Regions from separate parts of the Homo sapiens genome. Here region 2 is linked to region 1. Evidence: read pairs that join two places in POLR2A ChIA-PET (ENCODE). Cell type or tissue: OCI-LY7. All regions are shown on one strand. Each heading gives the region's core, and the rest is flanking DNA. Links, peaks and the distances in the headings are about the cores only.

Region 1 (7,864 bases), core at 2,550-5,049:
GACAGAATAGGGAGTAGGGGGTTCCAGGCATGGAAATAGGATATTCTGTATGAGGAAAAGAGAAGAACCTCTTTAGTTGGGCATGAAACATACATTCTAAGTAGAAATAATTTTTTTTTTCTTGAGATGACATCTAGCTCTGTCACCCAGGCTGGAGTGCAATGGCACAATCTTGGTTCACTGCAACCTCCGCCTCCCAGGTTCAAGCGATTCTCCTGCCTCAGCCTCCAAGTAGCTGGGATTACAGGTGCCCGCCACCACGCCCTGCTAATTTTTGTATTTTTAGTAGAGACGGGGTTTCACTGTGTTGGCCAGGCTGGTCTCTAACTCCTGACCTCGTGATCCGCCTGCCTTGGCCTCCCAAAGTGCTGGGATTACCGGCATGAGCCACCGTGCCTGGCCCGGTAGAAATAATTTTTAAAAACTTATCTGGAAAAATGTATATAGAAACAAGTAATGGTTTAAAACCCAGACTAAAAGGATACAAGCTCTTTTGAAAAACTTTGAGTAGAGAAGTTGCTTTCTCAGACTAAGCTTTGAAGTGTATTTCTTATCTGTCAGGAAGGTTGGAAGATGGCGAGCCTAGAAGTGGAGAAACCAGAAACTTTTCAAACAAGGAAGGGCCCCAGATGCTAGGCCATGTTCCTTCAGCCTCTGAAGTCAGCAGTGAATACATGTGACACAGGATTTCCTCCATAATGCTATGTGCCACGAATGCATGAAGGAATGAATGAAAAGAAAGCAAATGTGTGGGAATAATCTACAAGAGTTGGTAAGTCATTGGAGGTGGAGATGTATATCTAATGGGTGGGAATGCACAAATTTGTAAATATGTGTCAAGTGTACCATTGGGTACATGCGGACAAGGAATGTGGAGGGAACAGGAGCTGATACGTGAGAAGGAGCACATTTCAGAATCAAAACTATTCTGCTTTCTAGTACTGGCTTTGCCACTTATCAATCTTGTGACTTAAGGAAGTTTTCTACTCTGAGTCTCAGCTTCATCTCTAAAATGAGGATAATGATAACTGTTTGTGAAAAATATTAAGTTGGATAAAATAAAACAATGTAAATGACTCAATTTTTTTTTTCTGAGACAAAGTCTTCCTATGTCTCCCAGGCTGGAGTGCAGTGGTGTGATCTCGGCTCAGTGCAAGCTCCGCTTCCTGGGTTCACGTCATTCTTCTGCCTCAGCCTCCCAAGTAGCTGGGACTACAGGCTCCCGCCACCACGCCCGGCTAATTTTTTGTATTTTTAGTAGAGATGGGGTTTCACCGTGTTAGCCAGGATGGCCTCAATCTCCTGACCTCGTGATCCACCCACCTCGGCCTCCCAAAGTGCTGGGATTAGAGGCATTAGCCACCGTGCCTGGCCATGACTTACACTTTATTGTCCCCTAATACATAGCCCTGAATAGATGGCGGTGACTTTTTATAATAAGGTCCTTTTGGTGATATTTTCAAGAGGAGTGTCTCAGGCCATGTGGTTGCAAGTGCAGATTTAAAATAAGGAGAAATCTAGGCTAGAAACAAGTTTGCCAGCATTCATCCTTTCAGCTGTACTACGTCACCTACTCTGCACTAGGGCCAGAGAGGAAACAATGGCTGGTGAAAGAGCAACTGATATTTCTGAAGGCGGGAAGACATAAATAATTAGAACAAAAGAGAGGGTGAGCAAGGAATAGTGTTGACAGCGCAGCCCTCAAGTCTTGGGTCCTTCTAAGTGCAGGATGGAAAAGGAAGCATTGATGATACATAAATTCTTACAAGCCAATGTTTCTCTTCTAGGAGAAATGGAAACTCAGAAATCAGTGCTCTCAAAGAAGGGAAATTAGGTATGATTTCTTGGGAGCCACAACCCAACAAGGCTTTCCAAATAATACAGTCCTGAATTTGAGCCTCAGAGAAGGCAGGTATATTTTCAAGTCATGCACTGTATCAATTGCCTTTTTTTGGTACATAAAAGAAAATACTGTATATGCTAATAATCATTAACAAAAAAACATTCAGGTAAAAAGAAAAAATCTGAGTTTTAACAAAACTGAAAAACACTCAGAAGAGGACTATATGGAATGACAATTTGTTTTTCATCTTCTGGATCATCCCCTGAGGAAAGTAAAGAAATTTCCCTCAGGATATTCCAGTTGGCAACAGCAGAGCAGAGGAATATTACTTTATTCATTTATTCAGAGAAGTACTTTGCTGGGCACTGTTCTAGAAGCTGGGAAATACAAGTGATCAAAATATAACCTACCCCACAACTCCCAAATCCAGCTCGAAAAAACTTTTAGTGTGGAGGATGGGATAGTAAAGATAATAAGCCAATGAATAAGGAAAACATAGCATTTCAGATCTTTATATTATGATAAAAAAAAAAAAGTCCTAAATTGGAACAGGAAACACAGATGGGGTGGCTCAATTACAAGACAGCAGTTAAAGAAGGCCTCACTGACAAGATGAGTTCCCAGTGTCAGGACCCCAATATCCTTCCTTACAAAGAGTGGGGATCCCACCCTAGAAAAGGAATAGCAGTTCAGCCACCCCACAGCAGCTCTGGCATGGCTGTTTCTGGATACCTTCATGGAGAAATGCACACACTGCCCTTCATTTCAAAGATGAGCATCAGTCTCGTCTTCAGAGAAGATGCAGCCATTGTGGGGTTAGGGTTTCTCTCCTCAGGTCACTAGTGTAGATGCGCCTGCTGAGAAGTTTCAGCCACTCCACCTGCAATAAGAAAGACAGTTAATGAGAAAAGCAAGAGACAGAACCTGTGAAGAACATGTGACCATCAGTCATTTGAATGAAAGGGGGCAAATGTGAATGAAAGGGGACACATTTGTTTATTTGTGTTTGTATAAAGATATTCCAGACAGGTACACAGGAAACGAATAAAAGTGGTTAATTGTAGTATATCAAAGATAAAACACCAGGCCTTACTTTAAATGACGAAAACAGATTTTATTTAGTAACCACTGACAGTGGGGAACCATCTGGGTTTCATAACTGGCACATATCAAAATCAGGCTCCACTCCTACCAGAGCCTGGGAGACGAGGGCCCTATCTTCAGACGTTGACTGAAACAAACAGTAAATTCCTTTGGCGGCATCAATTGAGTTTTCTCAGGCAGGCACTTGAGAAGACCGGGGCTATTAGTAACTATGTTCGGGTTTGTTCAGGTCTTTATAGACCAAGGTGGCCACCTAGTCCAGAAGAGGGCTCAGAAGAAGCCGCCTAGAGTTTGGTCAAAAAGAGAATCTTTGCCAAGTAGATGGGGGAACTGGGCGGCTGGGGGCTGTTGGGGATGTGATGGTTTATAGTATTTCTTGTATATTCAATTATTAAACCGTAGCAATGAAATGCCTAATCGAAATCATAAAACGAAACAAAGTTTTGGCTACATTAGCCTATCCGTTATTGCCATAAGATGGCGACAGCCCTTCTCAACTCATAAAACTAAACAAAGTTTTAGCTACATTATCCCATCCATTATCGCCACAAGATGGCGATAGCGCTTCTCAACTCGCCTGCGGGACGGAGGCAGGGTGCGGCCCGGAGAACTCCTCCCTGTTCCAACAGCAGCTCTCCAGCCCGCAGCGCTTCCTGACGTTCCGTTAGTTCAGTCTCCTGAACTTCTCTGCATGTAGATTCCTCTCAGGGTAGCCCTTTGTTGACCAAAAACGAAATATGTTCACTGATTTGGCCAGCTTTTTTTTTTTTAACTTTTTTTTTGGAGGGGAAAGGGAGTGGTCATGGACATCCTGAAGCAGACACAAAAATATAGAGAATCCTGCACTTCCCAAGTCTCGTCGCACAGGCTTCAACAATTACCAACATCTTGCCCATTTTGTTTCATTATCCGCACCCACACTGACAGATGAGGGAGTCTAAAAAATATCTGAAACATGAAATCCCAAATATGTGATTTTAATCATGAATATTTTCACAAATATCCTAACAGATATGGATATAAAGAAAAAACGCTAAGATTTTACACCTAAGAAAATTTAAAAAATGATGTGTAACATTATCCAATACCTAGCCCTTAAAGAAAGAAAATCCTGAATTGTCTCAAATATTTTTATATTTTGTCTGAATGAGATCCCACCAGATCCAAATATGGCATTTGATTGCTGTTCCTCTTGAATGTATTAAAATCCATAGATTTACCCAAGTCTCCAAGTAGCCTGACTGCCCTTTGAAAAAGGAATTGAGACCATAATCTGGGTGGGAATTCTCACTGATCATGGATTGTCATTGCTTTTAAACCATTCTTTGAAAAGTGTTGGGGAAAAAATATTTTGTTTTCTTTCTTTTTTTTTTTTTTTTTTTTTTGAGACAGAGTCTCTCTCTGTTGCCCAGGCTGGAGTGCAGTAGCACGATTTCAGCTCATTGCAACCTCTGCCTTGCGAGTTCAAGTGATTTTCCTGCCTCAGGCTCCCAAGTAGCTGGGACTACAGGCACGCACCATCACGACTGGCTTATTTTTGTATTTTTAGTAAAGACCAGGTTTCACCATGTTGGCCAGGCTGATCTCTAACTCCTGACCTTACGTGATGTGCCTGCCTCAGCCTCCCAAAGTGCTGGGATTACATGCATGAGCCACTGCACCCAGTCAAAGGTATATTTTTTATGAGACTATTTTTAAAAACACTCAAATTGTCTGTCACAGCTCCTTGCCTATGCCCCTAAAAAGAGAGGGGAGGAGTGGGGGAAGGGGGGGAAACAGAAACAAAAAGAAAACTGACAAACAGAGGAGGAGTCCAAAAGCCCAACACCCATTAAGTCAAGACTTCCCACAGTTCTCTAAGCCAGCAAATGAATGTAATTTAAACTGCTTTAAACTTCATATAAAAATAAATCATTTTTGGTAAATCAATAAACAGAGGCATCTCCATGACTACTGGTGGGAGTATGTACTCCTCCTTTTCTAAAACAAAAAAAAACAGCAGGGAGCCCTGAGTTGGAAACATGAAAAGCATAACTTTTTTGAGTTGGCTATTATTAAGTGTAATATGAGAGGTACCACTCCATTCCTACCTCTCCTTTCTTTAACGAATGCATTTTGTCTACAGAAGAAATTATGCTTTTTCTTAGTCACTATTCAGCTCATCTATAACGTCCAAAATTGAACAGTACTTCAAGAGGGTGCTAAATGACTACATGCCACTTTAACTGAGTCTTCCAAAAATTCAGACTTCTGCTTATAAGGAATGTGGTACACATTAGGACTACCGAGTCTCATGGTCACCCATGCATTACCTTACCCTTTCTGTATAATGTATAGAAATGGGTCCAAAAAATGTTGAGATATGAGGTATAAAGCGTTCAGTAAGTTCACAGATGGTCCTGCTAGCAATAGCATGTAAGAAAGTGAAGCATATCGAAATCTAGAGTGTTTATCTCAGTGAAGACAAATCTCTGCCTCATCCATGACAAAATACTTGCAAGAATACAAGAATACTTCCCCTGACATATGGGACACTTAGCAGCAGCAGTATCCAGAGGTCAGCCTTGGTGAGCTAAGTCTATACTACAGAACTCAAGTATCACCTCTATCATTGCCTACCACCCTGGTCACAGTTTACAAGTAAATCACTTGGGCAATAAGTGGGGTGATAGGAAAAGAGACTACATGACAGCCATATGGTTGATGTGTACCTGATTGTTGATAGCCTCCTCTGAAGAGTGGGAATTTAGGTTAGCATTCACGTGGGATATTATTCTCATACTCTGGGACCATTCTGGGAAATTCATCCGTATCACTGTTCCCCAAAGCTTCCAGTCAACACAACCTCCACTTTTGCCCACTTAAAAAAATCTGTCTATCCAAACCATTAGCCATGTACATTCAGTTTAGATCAGTGTCTTAGGTCACTCTCCTTCTAGAAAAAGTAAACAATGACATTCAATACTCCAAATTGTGCTGAGTGGCAGCAATTCTTTTCCCTATTGCCATTTATGGACATACTTGAGTTACGGTTTCTAATACTACTGTTACAACCGGCATCAGTAGTATTAGCCAACATATATTGAATGCTTACTATGTACAGGACATTGTTCTAAGTATACCAAAACTATTTGCTCAAGAGGCACTGTTACATCCCCCTTTTTAAAATGAAGGAAAAAGCCAGAGGAAAAAAAAGGGAAAAAAGCCAATTCTTCAGGAACTGGTTAGTAATGGGTTGAACTTGCAGCATTCAGTTTTTCTTCTTTTTTTTTTTTTTTTTTTGAGACGGAGTCCCCTCTGTTGCCCAGGCTGGAATGCACTGACACGATCTCGGCTCACTGCAACCTATGCCTCCTGGGGTCAAGTGATTCTCCTGCCTCAGCCTCCCGAATAGCTGGGATTACAGGGTCCCACCAGCACATCAGGCTAATTTTTGTATTTTTAGTAGGGACGGGGTTTCACCATCCCCCAGGGGCAGGGGCTGCTCTCGATCTCCTGACCTCAAGTGATCTACCAGCCTTGGCCTCCCAAAGTTCTGGGATTACAGGCGTGAGCCACCCCGCCCAGTCCCATTCAGTTTTTCAAGCAAAGTATTAACTCTTTGTCCTTATTAAGGGGACACCAGCAAGATGAAAATAACCCATAAGGTGATCATTTGTTTCATTACCCCTTAGGCAGTTTAGTCTTCTGAGTAACAGGAGAATTAGCTGGGTTCTTTTCAACTTAACTTTGTATAGTTTTCGAAAACCTAGCCTTTACAAATTTTCACCTGTGGCTGGACAATATACCCATGAGTCAGTCGCAATCCTCCTTTTCTTACAAACCCTGCTTTTTATTCTGATTTCTATATCCTGTAAGACAAAGAAGCAAGTTATTTAGCTTGGAAATTATCATCTGACTATTTGGATTAATAGAGAGGGTCAGAGGCCCATGTAACATAACAATAATGTCATAAAAGTAATTTAAGTTCTGTTTATTCACAGAATTGATAACAGTTCAGTTATCCTTAGTACGGGATGATTATGGTGAAGGAAAAGAACTTGAGTGTATATTTTCTACATAGAAATATATACAACAAACCAGATAGCAATTCAGAGAGATACATATTTTAGAAACTCTACAGACAGTTTTCAAAGGCTGGACAAGTGTCCGAGAAAAAGCTAAAAAAACAGAAGAAATTTCATAAAGCAGGCAATATTTAACTGGGCTTTGAAAAAAACAGGACTTGAGTCAACAAGGGAAACGTGTGTATTTGATAGTGGATTTAACAAAAATACTAATTGTTTTAGATGTTATTACTGTGCTAAATTTAGATCCATTTTAAATAAACTAGATAGTAACTCAAGTTTATATACAATTACTACCTTTGAAACCAAAACCTAGTCATAGTGGGAGCTTCCAAATGCTTTATAGACCTTGGATTTTTACCTAAGAGACACATGACTGAAGTTACAACCTAGAGCAACATCGTTTGTTGGGTGACTGGTTCTCATTTGTGACAACCTGAATAAGGGGGAACTTGTTTTTCCTCACTTCTTCTAGGCAAAGTCAAAAACAGTATTTAAAATACTAACGAAAGGAGTTTTAAAATTGAAATTGACTTGTTTCAGAAAAGAGTCTGGGATAAATGTCCTCAAGCTTTCTGCCTTCATTACGCCCCGAATTGTCCTGTTTAGGCTTCTAATGCCTTTGCTTATATAGATATACCATAAAGGGAAAATAGTATTCTAATCAGAAATAAAGCATTGATCTTTCTCAGGCTGAAAACTACAGCATTCAAATTCCGTTGTAGCCGGGCTTGATGGCTCATGCCTGTAATCCTAGCACTTTAAGGCTGAGGCTAGTGGATCACCTGAAGTCAGTTCGAGACCAGCCTAGCCAACATGGTGAAACCCCATCTCTACTAAAAATACAAAA
Region 2 (4,899 bases), core at 1-2,500, 580 kb before region 1:
GGTTTTTTTGTTTGCTTGTTTGTTTTTTTGAGACGGAGTTTCACTCTTGTCGCCCAGGCTGGAGTGCATTAGCGCGATCTCAGCTCACTGCAACCTCCGCCTCCCGGGTTCAAGTGATTCTCTTGTCTCACCCTGCCGAGTGGCTGGAATTACAGGCGCCTGCCACCATGTCTGGCTAATCTTTTGTATTTGTTTTAGTCGAGACAGGGTTTCACCATTTTTGCCAGGCTGGTCTCGAACTCCTGACCTCGTGATCCACCCGCCTCGGCCTCCCAAAGTGCTGGGATTACAGGCGTGAGCCACCACGCCCGGCCTAGAGTTTTTAATAACCAAATTTCTGACCCTCACATCTGAGGCACTGAGCATGGAAGAGTTGGAAAGAAGAGGGAGGGAAACTTATTTTTCTGTATCTGTTCTTGCACCACTACCTTCTTTTCTCAATAGTTGTTGTGTTACAGAAAAAGGGTCCCGATCCAGACCCCAAGGGAGGGTTCTTGGCTCTCCCGCAAGAAAGAATTCAGGGCGAGTCCGCAGTGCAAAGTAAAAGCAGGTTTATTAAGAAAGTTAAGTAGTGAAAGTACAGCTACTCCATAGACAGAGTAGGGTGTTCCTGAAACGCGGAGGAAAGTGTCCACCCTAGATACATACCTGTAAGTATGGGGAGATGTGCTCTGCTACAAGGGTCTGTGATAAAGGATTAATTTTCTTATTATATTTTGTAAGAATCGATATTATTATCTTTAAAGCAAAATTTGGAATGCCTTTGTTCTCCAGATATGGGGACATCTAGACACTCCCAAGTCTGGGTCTGTTTAGTAAACATTATTAATTTGTTCCCTTAACCATAAACATCTAGAGGCTAGGAATGCCTGACTTTCTGGGAATGCAGCCCAGCAAAAGTCCCGGCCTCGTTTTCCTAGCCCTCACTCAAAATGGAGTCGCTCTGGTTCGAATGCCTCTCACAGAAATCCCGCTAAAATGTACCTCCCTCGGTTGCGGTGAGCCGTGATCGTGCCACTGCACTCCAGCCTGGGAGATAGAGTGAGAACTCCGTCTCAAAAAAAAAAAAAAAAAATACCTCCTTCTTCTCTCAAAACTCTCCAATGGCTTCCACCCTGGGTCATCAACATGGCCTGGAAGAGCCGTACTCTGGATACCCGAGGGCGCGGCCCCAGCGCCGCGACGCCCCGCCCCTCTGGCTGCTCCGCTCTGGGATGCACTTCCGACGCCCTCTAGGCTTGGGAGTTCCGCGCCTCTCGGTGTCGCCTGGGGGGCGTGCTCCGGTTGGCGCACTGATTCCCAGTTGGGTAGGGGAGGCTTGACTGAGCTCCCACCCGGAATTTCACCTTAGACCTTTAAAGACCTTGCTCCGGCCTCCCGCGCCAGCGCTAACACCTAGTCCTCTTTAGTGGAGTTCCGGCGGAAGGGGATGGCGGGCACCCGACGGTGGTCTCCTCCCAGATGGCGAATTTCCGCGGCTTCTTCATCTTTTAGCTCCCAGGGAGCCCTCTGGCCCCAGCATGAAGCCCATGGAGCCCTTTTCAAAATTGTATTTTTAAAAGCTTTTAAAAAATACACAGGATTTTAAAGAAAGCCAATTGTACTACAAAACAGTTTTCAAACGATTAAAATAATTTCATAGAGTAATGTGTGCTTCTCATTAATGCATTAAATATTAAACATCAAGACCCGTCTTATGACTGCTGTAATTTTCAAACAGTTGTCTTGGGTATTTGTAACAACTGTATTGTGATACAAAAATATGTGATTTTTCTTTTCTTTTTTTTTAGACAGAGTCTCCCTCTGTCGCCTAGGCTGGAGTGCAGTGGCGTGGTCTCTGCTCACTGCAAGCTCCGCCTCCCGGGTTCACGCCATTCTCCTGCCTCAGCCTCCCGAGTAGCTGGGACTACAGGTGCCCGCCACCAATTTTGTTTTTGTATTTTTAGTAGAGACGGGGTTTCACCGTATTAGCCAGGATGGTCTTGATCTCCTGACCTGGTGATCCGCCCGCCTCGGCCTCCCAAAGTGCTGGAATTACAGGCATGAGCCACCACCCCCGGCCAAAAATATGTGATTTTTCTTGATGACAGAGTCGTAGTTACTTCTCTTTCAATTGTGGTTTGTTACCTGTATTAGTAAGTGAAAGATATGTTAAATTTCAGTTAGAATAGACTAGAATCAGAAATAATCAGAATGCAGTGTGTGTGTTAAGAGTAAGGAATAGTTCATGCAACTTTTGTTTCTGTTACATATGTATGACTGAATTACGATGTAAACTAAACTAAATTGTAGGTCACCACCAAAAAAATGAAAGCTACTGCCACTAGGCCCAAGTTCTGGGTGAAGAACCACGTCTGTTTACCTGGGCAACCCCATGGATCAGGAAAGCAGGGGATCAGAAAGGAGCACGCTAATAGAGAAAAGAGGGAGCCTGTGCATTTTTGTTGCTTTTCAAGAAAGAGTTTAACCTTTAACAACTTGTAGCCATTGTTATTGCAACTTTTACTCCTATTGCAGATGAAAAGCTTTGTGCGCTGTGGCTCCCTTTCCAAAAGGCCCATCTATTTTCTAAACAGCTCCTAGGTTATGAGACCTATGGTCAGCTCAAGAGTCCTTCATTTATTCGGGGATATCAGCCCGTGACTTGACCTTAACCTTCCTCTCTCTAACTGCAGTAACCTCTCCCGCCTTGTCCATAGTTTCCCTTCCGCTGTCTCAGTTACCCCCTTCAACCGTGGTCCAAAAATATTAAATGAAAATTCCAGAAATAAAAAATTCATAAGTTTCAAATAACTCCCCTTTCTCAGTAGCGTCATGAAATCTCCCACCCGCCCGAGGATCATCCCTTTGTCCAGACTATCCACGCGGTATGCGCTCCCCACATCTTAGTCACTTAGTATTCATCCTGGTTATCAGATCGAAAAAACATAGTATACTATGGTACTATCCGAGGTTTCAGGCATTCACTGTGTGTCTTGGAACATATCTCCTGCTGATAAGGAAAGAATACTGTACGTATTGGGTTAAAAATGAAGAAATGGAAATAAAAAAGGAGAAATACAGCGACACCTGAACAGGGACTTGAAACCTGGTTCCTCAGATTAAAAGTCCATGGCCATACTGACTGAGCTACCAAGCTTCATACAAAATGTCCAAACTGCATCAACCCTGGTTTATTAATCTATGTATCTGACCTAGAAGGTGATTTTAGAAGGTTCAGCTGCGATTTTAATAAGGACCTGGTAATTTAGAAATTCTTGCTAATAACAGCACAGAAGCTCAGCCATAACGAGGGTCCGTTTTAAGACCGAGGTCTAACCATATTACAAATCCATACTAACATCCCCCCAAAATTCTATCTATCTATCTATCTATCTATCTATCTATCTATCTATCATCTATCTATCTATCTACCCACCTACCCATCTACCTATCTTTCTACACGCATATATATGTATTCATATAATCCAGTCCAGTCAAGGACTAACAGAATGCTCGCCTTCAGTTCCTAGGCTTCCCAGATAAATATCTCAAATCCTCTCTCTAAACTTGGGCCCAAACAAAACATTTTCAAAAGTAACCTGATCTGACGCTGGTGCACATAAAGGGGAGTAATTGAATCACCTTTTCGGCGACGGACTTAGGGAAGCTGTTGTGAGACGAAAGATAGAGAAAACTGATTTAGCAGTTCTTGGTTTCACCTGCCTTGGTTTTCCTTAAAAAAGGAAAAATAAATTAAAGAAGTTTGTGAAGAAGCGTCCTCACTCTCCTTTTTCTTGTCAGATTTCCAGGTAGTTGTCAATAGTTCTATCCCTGGGTCAGTAGGTTAAGTATTTGACAAGCATGTCTGATGGCTGGAAGGTTTTCCACACTTTGAAAACTGATGGATGCTGCCCCATTAACCATTTCAGGATTTTGTTCGACAAATAAAAGAGAATTTAGTTTCAGCAGTCCGCAAATCTTAGAATTTTGGGGACAGAGATGGGGACGGGGACAGATATGGGAGGACGGAGACGGCGGGGCGGTGGGGTGGTAGCAGAAATCTTTCACAAACAACTAGGGAGAGCTACAAAGAACGGTTTCTTAGGGTAGGGGATGTAGCTCAGTGGTAGAGCGCATGCTTCGCATGTATGAGGTCCCGGGTTCGATCCCCGGCATCTCCAAGTTGTTTTATCCTATCTGCCCAATACTATTAGAAACTATATTTCAAAATGTGAAATAATTGTGTTTTGTATCCTCCACTTCTTTAACTTTTTATGGCTTTCTTTTAGCCACTGTATGTAGAATTGTATATGGAGCACGGGGAACAAGATTGCTTTGAAGTATTTTGAACTATCTATGTGAAACAAATGGAATTGAGAACACAGAAAAACATGCCCAATGGGGAGATGACAGAAGAGGAGCAACCTGGAAAGTTGCCCGGAACCCATTAATGAGCCCTATTTGTGGTATATGGTTTGCCTTTAGGGCAGAAATAATCTTGGCTTGAGAACATGGAAAGGGGAGGGAAGACGGGCTATTGTTAGTCCTGTGAGTCATAGGATGATAAAAATAGGACAAATATCGAAAGAAGGATGAATCTCAGCTCAGCACGGGCGAATTTGGCTGCTCTAGTGCACCGGTCTCCCGTAGGGGAATAACAAAAATGAAAACATTCCGAAACACTGATGAAATTCTTGATGCAGTTTTTAAAACTTCTTGGAGACAGGTGGCCGGTTAGCTCAGTTGGTTAGAGCGTGGTGCTAATAACGCCAAGGTCGCGGGTTCGATCCCCGTACGGGCCAACTTTGTTTTCTTCCATCACGTAACTTACGGCCAAAGACAAGGAAAAATCAATTGTCTGAGGACTGTTACTACAAGAAAGACTGTGCTAACCTTTATAACTAACACTTTGCCAGA

What was found. ChIA-PET counts read pairs that join two places held together with the same protein. Peaks named below come from ENCODE experiments on the same cell type or tissue, not always from the same donor. Only the 100,000 strongest peaks of a DNase experiment are listed, where the experiment ranks them.
Region 2: POLR2A ChIA-PET joins it to region 1 with 8 read pairs; 6 of 35 experiments call an interaction of 5 or more read pairs at or near these places.

Annotation. Positions count from the first base shown.
Region 1 is chr6:27,123,740-27,131,603 of GRCh38, forward strand. No RefSeq gene overlaps it. Among named protein-coding and RNA genes, the nearest start is that of H2BC11, 5.1 kb to the right of the region's middle. RefSeq lists enhancers at 3,308-3,357, 3,568-3,637, 4,660-4,819. In OCI-LY7, for the core only: CTCF peaks have their summits at 3,478 (motif pointing right) and 3,679; a DNase peak (open chromatin) is centred at 3,512; H3K4me3 peaks cover 1,361 bases; H3K27ac peaks cover 1,982 bases.
Region 2 is chr6:26,549,412-26,554,310 of GRCh38, forward strand. It overlaps TRA-CGC1-1 (tRNA-Ala (anticodon CGC) 1-1), which reads left to right and starts at 4,092; the gene lies at 4,092-4,163. It overlaps TRI-AAT5-1 (tRNA-Ile (anticodon AAT) 5-1), which reads left to right and starts at 4,711; the gene lies at 4,711-4,784. RefSeq lists enhancers at 1-679, 939-1,473, 1,458-1,507, a cis regulatory region at 3,775-4,899 and silencers at 4,048-4,097, 4,688-4,777. In OCI-LY7, for the core only: no CTCF peak of the experiment used is centred there; a DNase peak (open chromatin) is centred at 1,430; H3K4me3 peaks cover 1,508 bases; H3K27ac peaks cover 911 bases.